2 separate regions of the Homo sapiens genome follow, and region 1 is linked to region 2. The links are chromatin loops, found by intact Hi-C in ENCODE. Cell type or tissue: heart right ventricle. All regions are shown on one strand. Each heading gives the region's core, and the rest is flanking DNA. Links, peaks and the distances in the headings are about the cores only. Region 1 overlaps TNFRSF21 (TNF receptor superfamily member 21). Region 2 has its middle 100 kb from the start of ADGRF1.

Region 1 (2,915 bases), core at 284-2,783, 100 kb after region 2:
CACCTCTATTTCTCAGCAAGATCTTTACAAAGCACTTACAAAGCTTGGAGACTGTATAGGACTTGCCCAAGGTCACATAGTGAGTGGCAAAAGCAAAATTCAAACCCAATTCAGAGAGACAAAGTCAAATTCTTGAATTTGTCAGTTCCTTCTAGTAGTTCCTGGAGATTCAAAGTTCAATATCTAGCACGTGACATGAACTGGGATATTAAAACCTTATTTCTATACCTTAAATATTACAGAACAGTTAAGGGTTTCTAAAAAGCTTGCTACTGAGCAAAACAAGGATGTAAGTAAAACAGACGTTCTTTGCAGAGTCAAAGATTTGAGAAGCCCTTAATATGAAAAAGCAGGTGGGGCTTCCTAGGCAGAAACCAAATGTGAAAGTTTCAGGAAAGAAGACCAAAATATAGTCTTGAAAAAAAACTAGTCTGATTTTTTTAAGTGACTTTCAAATGGACAAATATATATCTGCTCTAGCTTTCTATGTATTTTTTTGGCAGGTTGAGTACTTCTTCACCCTGATGCTTATAATTCCTCATGCACACTTCTATTATAACATTTGCTTATCCCACTGAATTATAATTATTTGCACACGTGTCTCCATCACCACAAGTGAGTTATTGAAAGGCATTGACCACTTTTCTTCTTTATCCAGTACCAGGCTCACAGCTGGTGTTTGACAAAAGGTTGTCAACTAACTGAATGAAACTTTGGACTATGATAATAAATAGAACAGCCTGAAATGTCATTAAAAATCTAAAGCCTATTTATAAACATTGCTCCTTTGTGCGCAATGACAACTTTAAACACAAGCATCACTAAATGTTCCTGGTTCTATGTGTGTCAGCAATCCCTTTATAATGTCCTCTTCTCCTCACCACCCCAGAAGTTCCCCAGAGCCTGCAGTCACACCCCATGAATTAAGTAACTTGACCTTAAATAACCCTCCATGCTGCAGTAACACAGCAGAGGGCAGCTGCTAGATACATGCAAGTTTAGCTGTTACCTTAGGTCCTCAGGTCTTAGGACAAGATCCCTAATTTCTAAGAGATGACAAATTGGAAAATTAATGACAAAGACTAATTTGAATAGCCAAAAAGTCAACAGTTAATGTACAGCTGGTATTTGCTTCAACTCGTCCTCACTGTATTAAATTTCTGAAAATAGCTGGTCTCAGTCAGACCCGTAGATAAGGACAGCTGCATCCTGCAGCTGGTAAGCAAAAAATCAGTAACTGTAGTTCCCTCTGCAGCAGAGGCAGGAGTGCTGCTCTCACCAAAATAGAAGGCCCAGTACTTCTCTAGCTGTTGGGATTCTCTGAGTTGATTACACAGAGCAAAGCCATCCAGGATCCAACACAGAGTCTACTATAGTAGAGAGAGAGAGAGTGCCTAAGTGCACAAATGCTCTGTTCCTGAGACATAGGTCCCCTATGTGGTTCTGGAAAGGACTAAAATATCCTAACAAAGAATAATTAATTCTATTATATAGAAATCAACAACAACCACCACAAAACATTGGCGGTGGGTCCACTGGTTGTGAAATTATAGTGTAGTTTTAATCTGCTTAATCTTATGGAAGGAGAGATAAGAAGTAGAGCATTGATTCTCCACTCCGCTTCCTGGTTAACATCAGTCCTTTACATTTGTGAATCTCTGATCAAAGCAGACAGCTAAAGTAACAATTTATATTATTTTAAATTGTTGTGGTTGTTTTTAATACCATCATTTTTTAAGTATCTATAAAATTTCTTTTTCCACCCCTTTCTCTCATGAAGCAATGAAGGGATGCTGAAACTCTAACCACAGATATAATACTTCTGAACCTAGCTGCAAAGCATCACTTTAATATCTCACTCTAGTATGGCCCCCAGTAATTTGATTATCAAAATTAATTTTGATAACCACTCAGAGTGTGAAGGGCAGGTTCTGTAATTCCCATTTTAAATGGAAAAATCTCAGAGTTAGAGAAATTGTTTGCCCAGGGTTTCCTAAGGAGAAGAAACAGACTCCTTTCCTCCCACCCTAGCCAAGGCGCAGGGAAAGAGTGCACTGGTTAAGTCTCTCTGCACATACAAAGGCTCTAAAATAAAAGGGGGGAGTGAAAAAAAAACATAGAAAACCAAATCATAAGGAAAACCAGAAATTCACTTGCTCAATTTTGTTTCTCTGACAGCTATTGAGGAAGCAGACCATTATCTCCCTTGCTAGAGAAAACATTCCAGCCAGCCTAGGAACATGTGCTCAGGCAGTAAGCAACACATAGCTACAGTTAGCTGGGATTTCCAGCTCTGGGGCACTGAACCCAGATAGCACTTCCTGCTCGGCCACCTGCTTTCAGCAGTCCTGGAATTGGGTGAACATCCCCACCCAACACTAAGTGACCCTCAGTATTCAGCATCTAAAAGACCCATTATGTGTATGAGTTTTAGCTAGTTAGGAACATTCTTCCATCTCTCTTGCCTCCAGAGCCTGGAAATAATTGCAACTATTAATAGTCAACATCTGACAAATGCTTACAGTGGGTCACACTCACCTCATTCTCAGAGTAACCCATAGGACAGGCACGCATGTTGTTCCTATTGTCTCATGAAGAAACTGAGGCAGAGAGGCCAAGTAATTTACTCAGGGTCCCTAAAATGACTATGTTGCCAGGACAGGGATTTAACCCGGCACACGTCTCCATACTGATGTTCTAATCGGAGCCTTACTGGCTGGTTAGATGGCGATCCAGCACATTCCTCCTCCCAACCTCTTGGATTTACTCCTTCAGATTATATAAGTATGTGTAAACTTCTTCCTTCCATCCAACTGTAAGCTTCCTTGATGGCATTGACTTTGTCTTACTCATCTTTGCATTGCCCAAAGTGCCTGTTATAATACTGTGCACAAAATGTGTTATGTCATATAGAT
Region 2 (2,915 bases), core at 277-2,776:
GATGTAATGGACTTTAGAGTAAAAATTCCTGGATCCAAATCCTGTCTCAATTATTGTTTGTCTTTAGTGTTTTTATCTGTAAACATGTGTATTTATTAGGATAGATTAGGTTATGCCGTGGAAACAAATGTTTCCCTTTAATGTAACTTTTTAAGTGGTAGCAGGGCAATGAGAGAAAAGGAGTGATTGGGGCGAGAGATCACTATTTTTTTCAACACCTACCATTTGCCAAGCACTGTGTTTAGGAGCTTAATGTAAATTACCTTGTAGGTTGGTGTATTAACACAAATGAGGGAACTGAGCCCGAGCAAGGTGAAGTAACTTGCTCAAGGTCATACAGGTAATAAGACACAAGCCTCTCTGGTCCCAAACCCCATGGTCTTTCTATTATACCACATAACTGGCTTGGGGAAACAAAGCACCAGGACAGTAGTTCTCCAAGTGTGGTCCTCAAGCCAGCAACATCAGCATCACCTAGGAACTTGTTAGAAATTCAAATTCTCAGACCCTACCCAGACCGACCCCAGAATCAGAAATTCAGAGAGGAAGACCCAGCACTCTGTGTCTTAACAAGCCCCCTGGTGAGTCTGATGTCCACTAAAGGTTGAGAACCAGTGCATGAGGCCATTTGTACTCAAGGGTATTTGATGATGAAGGGCTCGTAAACCTCCATTTAATACTTTCCTAGCATCTCTTCTCCTTCAAACATAAAAAGCAATCATAGAGGTGCTTCCTAGGAAGGAAGGAAGGCCCTCCTGTTGCTTCCACAAATCCGTTGTCAGCAGCAGCACAGTAGCTGCTCTTATGTTCCCAGATGTTATTGCACTGATATAAGGAGTCCAACAGAACCCTGCCCCAAGGGCCTGTGAGTAACAGCATGTACATTCTACACTCCCCTGGAGAATAGAGAGCCCAGGAGGGCTACAAAGAAACTTCCTGTCCCTTTGTACTTATAAAAATGTAGAAGAAGTGGGGAGTGGCTTCAGAGCTCAAGAGAGGATTCTCACCATCCTTAATAAAGGAAATCCAGCAAAAGAGGCCCCTGACAGAACAGATTACCCCTAGGGAAGCATGAATCCATCACTCACTCTTGCATTTTTTAACAATATTAACATCTGAAACTTTGTTTAAAAGAGCAGGGAAGCAGTGTGGTGGGCAGGGAAAATCATGAAAAAGAGATGCAGTCCATGGGGTGCCTAGAGGGAGTAGGAGATGGTGTTGCCGGTCAGCCCATCAGGGTCTGTGGGCTGTAGGGACTTGTTAAAGAACCACAAGACACCACCTTTTTTCACAGCTGATAAAGCTTCCTCCCTTCTATTCACTGCTCCCCTTCAACTATTACCCTCACCTGCCAGGGCCCCAGACAAGTTCAAGTTTTCCCTAAAGCATCCAACTCAAGACAAATGACCCACTTTACTGTGCCCTGAGAGAGCCTGGAATTGGGGAATTACAGTGCAGGTCACACTGCCATTTTGTAATTTGCTCTAGACATGTGTCAAATTTCAACTTGCTGCCAAGACAGAGCCCAGATCTGAGGGTATGCTGGCAAAACTAACCACACAAACTTTACTTTGGATCCAAATCCTCAAGCAGAATTATGCTGACCTTTGAATGTTCAAACAGTGTTAAGTTTAGAGAGTCGGTAGAGGAAAGCGTTAGGTTAAGCAGGAACCAAAAGCCATCAATCACTTTGGTCAACCACGATGAAAAAAAGAGGAAAAAATTCGATTATACCCATGGGAATTGTCCTCACTTCTCTAGTCACTGCAGAGTCAGGCCAGCATGTGAAATCTCAGTCCCCTCTTTATTTATTTGCTAACAAAAGGAAGAGTGAGAAGAAAAATATATTTGCTTTTCACTAAGCAAACATCACAGGTGGGTGTTGGTTGTTTCTCTTTCTTTTCTTGGAGAACAGTTTTTTGGGATTTTTTTTTTTTCTTTTTGAACAGATGCTGGTTACGAGAAACAGCCTGGATTCTAAATGAGTATTTTTCTATAACAAGGCTGGTATAACAATGCACTATTTGTGAATTATACTGCTATGATTACCTGAAGAATGGAAGTGGGGATTTAGGCTGATGTTAAAAAGCAAGCTGAATTATTTAGTGGACTTAATCATACAGCTGCCTCTGCTTGCCCTTAAAAACTAGGTCGCCAGCCTCTTGCAGAAGAAGAAAATTAACACTGAGTTTAAACGAATCCCATCAACATGAATCAAACTCGACTTTCCCCAATCAGTGAGACCAGAGGCACTGCTCTATGTTTAGCCGTTTCACCAGCCCACAGCCACAAAAGCGGCCCCTTCCCGCTGTGTCTATGCCCTCCTCATTGCCAAACTAAAGACCTTGCTCTCAAATATGAACTGCAGACTCATACATGTATATAAACATTTGCCACTTTGTTTCAATCTCCCAGCACTTTTCAACACCATTCTTATGATTGGGAAATTCTTCACTATACACACCAGACATACTCTCATGGACTCCCTTGAAGGAAGGGCCTGCCATGTGTGACTTAGATATTGTCATCAGAGCCACCTCCTTTGGAAGCCAGTGGCATGAAGAAGCAGATACCACACTGATTCCATTTCAGCAAGGATGTTAGCAGCCGGGTCCAGTTTCCTGAGGCAGCAGTGAGGGGGAGTTCTAGCAGCAGTGTCTAGTGTCCTGGGACTGAGAGAAGGGCAAGTTCTGTGCCCATCCTTACCCCCCAGACCAGATCTCCTATCCAATTTTAGGTGTTTCTGACTACATAGCCTCTAATCCCACCTCACCAGTCTTGATGGACACTGTAAATTGTTCATTTTCAATGGGTAACACTGTAAGTTACCCATTTTCAAGTCAATTCTTTTTTAGCCTAAGCTGATCCAAACTGAATTCTGTTGCTTGCAACCAAGAATCCTAACTTGTACAGCA

What was found. Peaks named below come from ENCODE experiments on the same cell type or tissue, not always from the same donor. Only the 100,000 strongest peaks of a DNase experiment are listed, where the experiment ranks them.
Region 1: a loop joins it to region 2, with 3 times the contacts of the local background. A loop is called at or near these places in 9 of 110 quality-filtered maps.

Annotation. Positions count from the first base shown.
Region 1 is chr6:47,246,385-47,249,299 of GRCh38, forward strand. All of the region lies in intron 4 of TNFRSF21 (TNF receptor superfamily member 21), which reads right to left. Among named protein-coding and RNA genes, the nearest start is that of TNFRSF21, 62 kb to the right of the region's middle. In heart right ventricle, for the core only: no CTCF peak of the experiment used is centred there; DNase peaks (open chromatin) are centred at 940 and 1,248; H3K27ac peaks cover 2,500 bases.
Region 2 is chr6:47,145,747-47,148,661 of GRCh38, forward strand. No RefSeq gene overlaps it. Among named protein-coding and RNA genes, the nearest start is that of ADGRF1, 100 kb to the left of the region's middle. In heart right ventricle, for the core only: no CTCF peak of the experiment used is centred there; no DNase peak of the experiment used is centred there; H3K27ac peaks cover 830 bases.